Linked DNA regions of Homo sapiens: region 2 is linked to region 1. The links are chromatin contacts, found by Hi-C in ENCODE. All regions are on one chromosome and are shown on one strand. The core of a region is the stretch at or near the end of the contact, and the rest is flanking DNA. Distances in the headings are between cores, read along the strand shown.

Evidence for each region. Hi-C counts contacts between places; a loop is a spot of excess contacts on that map. Pooled maps may share reads with other maps.
Region 2: a map of CD4-positive, alpha-beta T cell shows a loop between it and region 1 (14-fold over the local background). The contact joins the promoter of ZC4H2 here to the promoter of LINC01278 in region 1. A Hi-C loop is called at or near these places in 3 of 168 maps with a recorded cell type or tissue (CD4-positive, alpha-beta T cell, CD8-positive, alpha-beta T cell and naive thymus-derived CD4-positive, alpha-beta T cell) and 7 of 50 pooled maps.

What each region holds. Positions count from the first base shown.
Region 1 is chrX:63,558,748-63,563,957 of GRCh38, reverse strand. It overlaps LINC01278 (long intergenic non-protein coding RNA 1278), which reads left to right and starts at 2,863. Exons shown (of 4, transcript NR_152613.1): 1 at 2,863-3,126. RefSeq lists an enhancer at 3,142-3,683.
Region 2 is chrX:64,974,517-64,979,789 of GRCh38, reverse strand. ZC4H2 (zinc finger C4H2-type containing) reads left to right here and starts at 3,340. Exons shown (of 5, transcript NM_018684.4): 1 at 3,340-3,465. The coding sequence starts at 3,413. RefSeq lists an enhancer at 3,277-3,820.

The sequences.
Region 1 (5,210 bases), core at 1,614-4,113:
CACACCAGGGCCTGCCAGGGGGTGGGGGCAAATGGGAGGGAGAGCATTAGGACAAATACCTAATGCATGTGGGGCTTAAAACCTAGATGATGGGTTGATAGGTTCAGCAGAGCACCATGGCACATGTATACCTATGTAACAAAACTGCACTTTCTGCACATGTATCCCAGAACTTAAAGTAAAACTTAAAAAAAATTAAATCTACAAAATTATTACAACCCCAATTCTTTCGTTAGATCTAGCTGAAAAATGTAGTATGTGGATATATTATTTTTTTCTGGTTTTAATTTTTATCTGATTACTTGCTTAGTGAATCTTTCATACTTCTTTCAGAAGGGGGATAATTATCTTCCCTCGACTATCTGGTTATCAGTCACACATGGATAGCTATCTAGGTATAATAGGCAAACATTCCGCTTTACGACCACCTCACCCTACATGGTACCTACTTATTGTAGAAATGATTACACACCCAGGAAATCAGGTCAGTCAAGTCTTTAGTTAACACCTACTGCATGCCTTAGTGACTGTCTTGGGGCCTTTCTTTGCAGAAACCATTATAGGTTTAAACAAACTTGGGATTGTTTTACAAATTGTTAAATATAACAATGGTAATTATTTCATTATGTTAATATTACATGTGTTTCTCACTGAAAATTTTGATGGCTAAGGTTTTGCAATTAATCTTGTATATAAAACAACATGAGGTAGAGAATAATTTAGTAATACTAGGGTATTTTAGGTGATTAGTCATTTTTATCGCTTTTGGAACAAAACTCACGAAAATGATTTTTAAAATGACTAATTTGTAGTTGATGAATTTGGGCTGAATTGCTTTGAGCAGAATCTTGCAAAGCTTTAAATAAATATCATCTAAACCCATTCATCTAGAAAGCCAAATCAATTGTATAAACTTGCCTGTACTCTGTACAGGTCAGAATACAGATTAATTCAACTGCTATAAAAATACTCAAAATAATATGTGACAGTCTGAGGATAATTTATCCATGGTCGGTGTGATGACTCCACGGTAACAGAGACCTAAAATCCTTTTATGTTGTTGCTCTAATGTCTAATTTAAGTACTGAACACTGTCATTATAGTGTAAATGTAGACATAGACAATATATAAATGAATGTGTTTGTGTTCCAATAAAACTTTATTTTTGAACATTTAAATTTAAATTTTATATAATTTGTACATGTCATGAAATATTTGTTTCTTAATTTTTTAACCACTTATATATGTAAAAATAATTATTTGTCCTCTGATCAAACAAAAACAGATAGTAGACAAGCTTTGGCCCTTGAGCTGTAGTTCACTGGCCCCAGCTCCAACTCTAGTAGCTCAGGTTATCATTTCCCCATCTTAGTCAGGTTGGATTACACTTTATGTTGTAAGCATACTTGTTCTAGATTTCTGAGGGGCTTACCTTTGTTTTCCAAGGACATTACAATCTTATCAGCTTCACGATAACATCATTGGACAAGATTTTCTTATCTGAAATACCTTGACAAGGTCTCTGGCAGTGGTCATGTATTTGATTTACTTTAGGCTGAGACAGTAGTTCCTTGTGGGTTTACTTCTTAATTTTCCAATATTTTTTGTCTCTTATTACTACTTTTAATCAATATTTATATAGTACTTATGTGGCAGTCGTTGTAAGTTTATTTAATATGTTACTGTCTCACAACAAACCTATGAAATTAGTACTGTTATCCTTATTTTACCTATGGGGAAACTGAGGCACAGAAGGCTTAAATAACTTGAGCTAATAACGCAGATAATAGCAGAGCTAGGATCCAAATCTAGGCTGCATGGATTCAGAGTCCACTCTGCCTTTCTAAACAACCTTGGTGTGTTGTTTTCTTAAATAAAAAATGTAGGAATGTTTCTCTCCAAACCCTGAAATATTTATGTCACCCACACAGGACACCTCCTTCTTGTACAGCTAAATTAGTATCACCAGTGTTCTTGGAGACCTAGGATTCCTGATTGAGGGATTCCTATGCTGCAATGTCTGTGTCCATATTTTATTTATTTATCAAATAGGTCTTCTCACTGCCAGACATTGTTTTAAATGCCTTATACACATTGACTTGTTTAATTTAATATTTACAACAAGCAATTAACAGATGAAAAAGGTCGCATAACTTTGTAAAGGGCAGAGCCAGATTGCAACCAAGTTAACGTCTTCGATCGCTATTCTTAATCTTTCTGCAGGGTCTGAGTCTCTTCATTTCTTACCAGCATGGGTTTCTCTGTTTCTTGCTTCAGGGACTTCACGACTGGTCACAAGAAATTCTTGACCTTGGTTGGTTCTGACATGGCTGCAACATGCTCTTTCTGACAGGAATGCATAGCCGAATATCAGGTTCTAAGCCCTGTGACAATCATAGGGCACATACAGCATAGATTTTGTTTAAAGAAATCTCTTTTGGTGTGTATATTCTTCTTGTTTAAGGTCTGAATTGATATTTGCACACTGCTATAACTTCTCTCATGAAGCATTACCTATTTTCAAAGCTACATAAGGTGCTGTTGTAATCATACGGTTTTGTTGTATACATAATCCCGCTTTAATTATTCATCATTATTTATTTTCCTTTTGTTAGTTTAATTATAAAAACAACACATACTCATTTTAAGAATCCTAATAATACAGATCTGTATGTTGTTGTTGGTGAAAAGTCTCCAGTTTTTTTCATCCCTTTTCTTTATAATTTCCAGCATAATGCCATAGAAATAGACGAAACTCTCAGCGGGCTTATTCTGCATTCACTGGCCATGGTGGTTTGAGGGTTAACTTTAAGAAGCACTCTCTCCATTTCAGCTGACTGCTACATCCGGGAGAAAAGCGCTATTGCCTGGGAAACTAAGTCACGTGAGAACCTGGGGACGCTAGGTTCCGGAACCTGACCTGAGCTGGGGCCTGTGCTTCCAGCGGGTGGTGGGGGGCCTGGTGTGCTGGCATCAAGTAAGCCGACTACCTCGGCAAAGGCTTAGGGACAAGAGACCAGCAGCCTGAACTGGCTGGGGCATCCGGAAGGCTTAGATCTTGTGGCCAAGAGTTCAGACCGTGGCGAAGTGGAGAGTGACATGCAGTTGGATGGCGGTGACTGCGTGGTAAGTTGTATTTGAACACCCGGCAGGAGACAAGAAGTGGGGATGAGCTAGGACTCATCCTCCCTTTATTGAATAATTTGCCTTTTTCCAGAGGGAAGGAAGCCAGACCAGCTAGCAGGACGCCAGGGGTAGGAGTGCGGGAATGAGAATAGGTGTCTGGAACAGGGCAGAGGGGGAGGGGGACCCTGAGGCGCAAATTCTTTTTCCTTACATGGCTTTTTCTTCTCGTTTTTCTCCTCTCTCACCCTCTATGTCCCCATTATTCTTGTTCTTTCTTTTCCTGGTTACGCATTTTCATTAATCCAGAGCCTTAATTCGAATGTAAACATTTTGGCTCCTGATCCAGTTCTCCGTTAACTTTCCTGGTATTTGTGATTTCGTGTTTGGTAGCGTAATAGGACGACTATAGTTAACAATAATTTATTATGTATTTCAAAATAACTAAAAAGCGGAATTGAGATGATTCTAACATAAAGAAATGATAAATGCTTGAGGTGATGGTTATACCATCTACTCTGATTTGATTATTACACATTGTATGTTCTAATCAAAATATCACATGTACCCCATAAATATGTACAACTATTATATATCCATAATAATTAAAACTTCAAAAATGTTAACAAAATGGCAAAAAAATCAGAAGAAGTTATTCAAGTATGGTGAGTAAACGTTTAAAAAGTGACTCAGCTTCACTAATAAATGCACATGAAAAAACGGAATAGCAGATTATGATTGACAAGGGGATAAAAAGATTGTTTATGCCCAGTGTTGTGCAGAGTTTGGGGACACTGGCACTCAATTACAGTATTAAGTGTGTAAATTAGTATAATCATTTATTGTTGGGCTATTTGGCATATGTAACAAACTTGAAAACCTCTTAGTCTTTGACCTAGAAATTCTACCCTTAGGAATTTTTTTTCAACACAGTTACTACTGAAAATACACACAGGTATGCACATACACATATAATGTGTTAATTGCAGCATTATTTGTAATAGCACACTTTGGAAATAATCTAAATGCCCATCAATAGTGAATTGGTAAAATAAATTGTGGTATAACAATATGATTGGATAGAATACAGCCCTTTTAAATGGCACTGATTTGGTGCCTGTGAAATAAGTTACAAAATAGGTTTTCTAGTAGTAGTCATAATATTATCAAATATTTCTTTACAATATATGTGAATACATACTTCTATATGAACAGAAAAAATGCTATAGGAAATTATGAACAAAACAACTAGCAATGAAAATCTCTGGGTAGTGGAATTGTAGCATTTGTTTTTCCTCCCCACTTCTGCTTTCCTTCTCAACGTCCTTCCCCAACTTTCTTTCTTTCTTTTTTTTCTTAAAGATCCATGTACATTTATTTCAACATTAATTTTTATACTCCAGATACCATTTACTTTCTTTTTTAAAGTATTACATATTAAGCAATACACAAGGTTGTAAAGAAAAATTCAACCGATACCATTGTAGCCTTAGCTCAGTTTAACAAGTAAAAATTTGATCAATACAGCTGAGATCTTCTGTGTAACCTTCCTTAATTCCATTACTCCAATCATGAGTTTGGGGTTTATTTTTTCTATGAATAATTTTTTAAATTTTTTACCACATGTACATTTATATCTCAGAAATATATATTTTACTTCCTTTAAAATCTAATATAAATGGTATACTGTATATATTCTTCTCAACTTGTTTTTAGTCAAAATATGGTTGGGAGCTTTATGTTGATAACTTTTATTAACAGTTAATTTATTTTCCCTACTGTACTGTTTCTAATGTGTAACTCTACCACAATTTATTTTTCCATTTTATGAATGACCACTTTGATTGTTTCAGTTTTCAGTACATGTATTTATGTTAATGGACATTGTAATGCATTTCCTTGCTCTATGAATTATTTGATGGATTACTTTGGAAAAATTATTTCACTTTTTTTTTTGAGACAAAGTCTCACTCTGTCGCCCAGGCTGAAGTGCAGTGGCACAATCTCTGCTCACTTCAACCTCTGCCTCCCGGGCTCAAGCAGTCCTCCCACCTCAGCCTCCTGAGTAGCTGGGACTACAGGCACCC
Region 2 (5,273 bases), core at 2,091-4,590, 1.4 Mb before region 1:
TTCTTCTAATAAAATCATGCATTAGAACTCACTGCTAGCCCATATCTTAAATATTGTTTCAGCCATTGCAAACTTCTGATCAATTGAGAGCTACTGAACACTTACTATGGAAAAGCCACCACCTTGGCTTGCAGATACTGTTTTAAGTGCTGCTTCAGAAGAAGGGGCAGAAGGCTATAGTTTCCTTCTCTTCCCCACTGTTTCTCTACAACATTTTCCTTCCTCTCACTGCTAGCCTGGATTCTTAAAATTCAGCAAGGAACAGGTGAGACATCTGTTCTCAAGGAGGTCAAGGAGCCAAAAGCAAACCAGCAGAAGCTAAGAGGCACATTACTCTTTCTGTATTTGGACATTTTAATTGTTACAAATAGCACAAACCTTCTTCCAAGCTCCAGGTTTTCCCATGGCCTCTTCTCTTAGATTAACTGCTATCTCCCTTAAATGTCCATAGTTGGAAGCATGGGACATGCTTGGCCCTCTGCAGACACCCTATATTGGAGTGCACCTTCTGGCTGAAAAGTAACAGAGGCATTCAGGCCCCATGGTAGCAGCAGCAGCTTGATACAGGCCGCATGGGGCCATAGGAAGAGCACAGGCCCTTGAGTCAGGAGTCTTGGTTCTGTTTCAGCCAAGTAGGGTGATGTCAGACAAGTCCTTTGCCTCTCTTGGTCTCAGTTTCCTCATCTGTAAACTAGGATTTCGGTGAGGCTTGAAAGACAAGATAGTTCCCAAATTATTACCAAATCAGACTCTAAACCCATTAACATATTTAATTGAAACAGATACATACCCACATCCAGACTTTTACCAGATGTGTGAACATAGTCAGTGGTAAGGATTCTTAAGGTGAAGGGGACAATGGAAAAAGAGAGAGACATTAAATTTAAAATCTCAAAGGCTGTTCATAAATTGCTTCCCACACATCCCATACAAACCCTCCGCTTCTCCCCAAGCCAGCATTAATGCATTATAAACCACTTTATGTTTGACATAGATACATACACTCGGGACCCCATTGTAGTTTTGGTTGCTATATATATATATTTTTTTTTTCCAGACACACTCTCTTCATTAATCTGCAAGTAACTTGGTCCAAACTGGGCACAGGCTCTAGCTTTATAACTTATTGTGTGGACATGGCAAAACAACTTTCCCTATCTGAGTCAGTTTTCTTCCTTCTAAAAGGGGATGAATCTACTTGCCCCCTTCATAGTGGTTGTGAGGATGAAATGATAGATTGTACATATCAGACTCAGCACAGTAGCCAGTACATGTCAGGCACTTAACGCAGGCTTGTTGCTTACCTCCTCCCCTTACGGGACAGAGCTGGGGCCAGTTCTTGGCTCTGGATCCACAGGCTTTGTGACTAACCAACTCAATGTTCTTTAAATACCAACTAGTGGCTGTACAAGATAGCAACCTTCAAGACAATAGGAAAATGTAGACACCAGGGAGAATTTTATGGTTAAGAAAGTTATTACATCTTGGATCCAAAGAAGAGAAGGGCTTTAATTTCTTCCCTGGAGAATGCTTAAAATCACTGTGGACATCCAGAATGACATGAGATTCATGTTCCACAAACTTCTCAAGCTCCTACAAAATACCAAGCCCTGTATTCAGCATGATCATGGGAATGATCTCATAGAGGCCTCCCAACAAGCCTCTGAGGTGGGCTCACTAGGTACATTTTTCAGATGAGGAAACTGAAGCTCAATAAAAGAAAGCACAAACTCAGAGAGAGTTCTGACTCACTTTTAGTTGGGAGTGAGTCACCATCTTCCTTTTGCCCAACGTCCAGCTCTCTAGGCCTGTTTGTGCACGCTGAGTAACTGCCTCTTACCTGGTCTCATGTCCTCTAATCATTCTCCACTTTGCTTCCAGAGTCCCTCTCTAAAATATTCCTCCATCCTTATCACTACCGTGCTTTGAAACATAAAATAATTAAACATTACTTGGTGCAGAATAAGCACTTAAAAAATGTTTATTAGGGCCAGGCGCAGTGGCTCATGCCTGTAATCCCAGCACTTTTGGGAGGCTGAGGCGGGTGGATTGCTTGAGCTCAGGAGTTCAAGACCAGTCTGGCCAACATGATGAAACTCCATCTCTACTAAGAAATACAAAAATTAGCCGGGCATGGTGGGTGGGCGCCTGTAATCCCAGTTACTCGGGAGGCTGAGGCAGTAGAATTGCTTGAACCCAGGAGAAGGAGGTTGCAGTGGGCCGAGATCTGTGCCATTACACGCCAGCTTGGGCGACAGAGTGAGACTGTCTCATAAATAAATAAATTAATTAATTTAAAAGTTTATTAGATAAATGTCTGCCTACAGGATTAAGTCCAAACCCTTTAGTCTGACATTTAACGTATTTCATAGTCTGGTTCCTACCTGCCTTTTCTAAATACTACATCTCCCATTTCTTTTTTCCACCTCTACACCTCATATAAGAAACCTATATTTCAGGCACTCTGAACCACTCATCCTTTCCTTTCTCTCTCTATTGTATCCTCACCTGGAGAGCCCATTCTCCTCTATGGTCTGACAAATTCTTAGTCACTCTTGAGACCTATTTACATCTTCTCTGCACAGGTTACACCTTATCTATTCCTGTATTTTGACACCACACTGTACTGTAATTAATAGGTAAATTTTCAGCCTCTTCTGTTCCTCAAAGGCAAGGATTTGCTTTTATTTATCTGCCTTGCCCGGTGACTCCTACAGTACTTCTTCCATTGACTGGCAAAGTCCGAGCTTAAGTAATTGTTTGTTGAATGGGTAAGTAGCTGGAAGTACTTACCCACTCTCCTTTCCCCCAGCTTTTGCAGCATCTCCCTCCTCCCATCCTCCTCTTCCCCACCCCCGCCCCACCCTAAATTGAATGCCAAAGTTACTGGTCCCCAGGCAGCAGCTAGCACATTCAACGTCTCCAAAGCTACTTTCCCTGCAGGGTTTCTTTCCATCCCCAAGGCGTAATTAGCGACTACCGCTAATCTTTTGCGGGTGGGTAGGTGCGAGGGCCCCCGAAGGGAGCGAATGGGTATGTCTCTCATCTCTCCAATTGCCTTCAGGAATATTTTTTTCTCCATTTTCCCACACACGGGCCAGACGAATATCCCCATTCCTTTGCACTCTTCACAACCTTTGACATAATTATCTATAACAAATTGATTTAAAGTGCGGCTGCAGGAAGGGAAACAGGCATGTCTCGCTTGGCCTTCTGGGAGTTGTAGTCCTACAGGCCCCCGGGCTTCCTGGCTGGCCCTGAAGCTCCGGACTACAGCTCCCAGGCCTCTCCAAGCCCCTACCGCACAGGCTCATAGCCCCAAGCCCGGAGGAGGTGGCTACATTGTGTCTATTGTATCCCTTGGCTGGTGTATTTGTACATCTCTCGGGACGTGAAATTGACAGTGAAAAGTATGGCAGATGAGCAAGAAATCATGTGCAAATTGGAAAGCATTAAAGAGATCAGGTAAGTGGCACGTTGTCCCCCTCCCCGCCCCTCTCCAACCCTTCGTTGCGGGAGAGGGCTAATTATCTATTGTTGGGCTGTTTGTCTAGAGGAGCTGGAAAGGGGCCCATTCACCACAGACTTGCCGGAGAGGTGAGGATGGGAGGGGCGCTGAGGAGAGTTGAGAGAGAGAGAGACCTCTTGCCAGATGTGGCTGAGAAAGCAAAGATGAAGAAACACGGGTTTGGTACCAAGACAGTTTTATTCTTCTCGAGGTGGAGGTCAGGGCTCTGCATTCATGGACACGTTTTTTAAAAGTACTTGTGTGCCCCAAGGTGTCTTTGGCTCCTTGCTCTTTAGGAGTCGGGATTTTTTTCCAGTCTCTTGTTCAACTTCAGAACCTGGAGTTCGGGAAAGGCTTTTGAGAGCCAAGTCTAGCGCATCGGGGCTGGTGGCTGCTGCCAGGGGCTGCCAACTGGGGGTTGCAGAGGAATCTCAGCGGGCGGAGCTGGGAGAATGGCGCGCGCTCGTTTTCCTTTCACTCACTCGCCACTTTCTTCCTTCCTATCCCGCGCTTGGGAGGGGGATGGGAGCAATGGGGACTGGGGACGCGGTCGCTGCGCTGATGGTGGGATCGCGACAGCTGCTCTGAGGAGCTGGAGGTGACAGGCGGGCTGGCAAAGTGGGAGTTGCCGAAGTGGAGTCCGCTACACGGTTGCTCCTGGAGCAGCTTTTGGCAAAGCGATGATATTGTCCTTGCTCAGAACACAATAGCGCCAGGCGGGCTGTGTGGGCTGGCACAAGGTCTTTCTTCACCTCGCCTTCTCAGCGTGAGCCCCTGCTTTGGCTTTTGCTCTCACTCTGAGAGTGGCCTGGGTCAAGCTCTCTCCCTGGAGTGTTTTCTGAGAACCCAAGGTGGAAGATGTCAAGTGTGTTTCTTTAAGAAATAAGACTTTGATCATGAGATTTAACCCTTAGAGTGCTGGATGAGACCTACACATGGTGATTAGTGGTGGTAGGTAAAGCACCTTGGTTTCTTCTTCTTCTTGAGGGGTTGCATCTCTCTTTCTACAGGAGAGGTAAAGGAAGGGAACTATCATTTATTGAGTCCCTTCCCGCCCCTGTGTGCCAGGCCCTTTGACCTACTTTTGCTCATTCAGCAAGAGTCCTGTGAGCTTCCTACTCCTCCTTTACAGCTGGGGAAATAGAGGCCCAGAGAATTTGAGTGATTTTCCCACAGCCACGCAGCTTGAAATTGCCACATTTTGTTGGTCTGCCTGCAAAGGTATTCCTTTTCCCACTATGTCCCAGGTAAAGTCTGGAAAGGAGAAGGGAATATGTTGCAATTTTTTTTTTTTTTTTTTTTTTTTTTGGCAAAAGCATCAGAAGCTAGCTAGAAAGTGAGACACCTTAGTACAGTAGAATGCCAGCTGTCATAACGATGCAGCTAGTCAGAAGCTTAGGCTTGCAAATGGAGAGCCTAGACTTCCACTCTCACCAAGCTTCAAAGGAACCACCACCCCATGCCCAGAGAAGGACCAGTTGTGAGCAAGGACTTTAATCCCCAGTGAAAATAGACCTCTCCCAGTGAAGACCATATGGAGAACCATGACTTCTACCCTTACCAGTGGTAACTAGGAGTTTCTACCTCAACCAGCTAGGATGGAATCAGCATAGGCCCAGAGAGAAGGCCAAACTTTCACCTCTAAACAGCAGTAACAAACAGCCCTTCTCCAAACTGGATGTCAAGAGACAGTGGAGAAACTGGACTTCTACTGTCCCTCTTCCATCCAAGAGAGTGGTAGAGGACTGCTAAAACAAAAGATTTA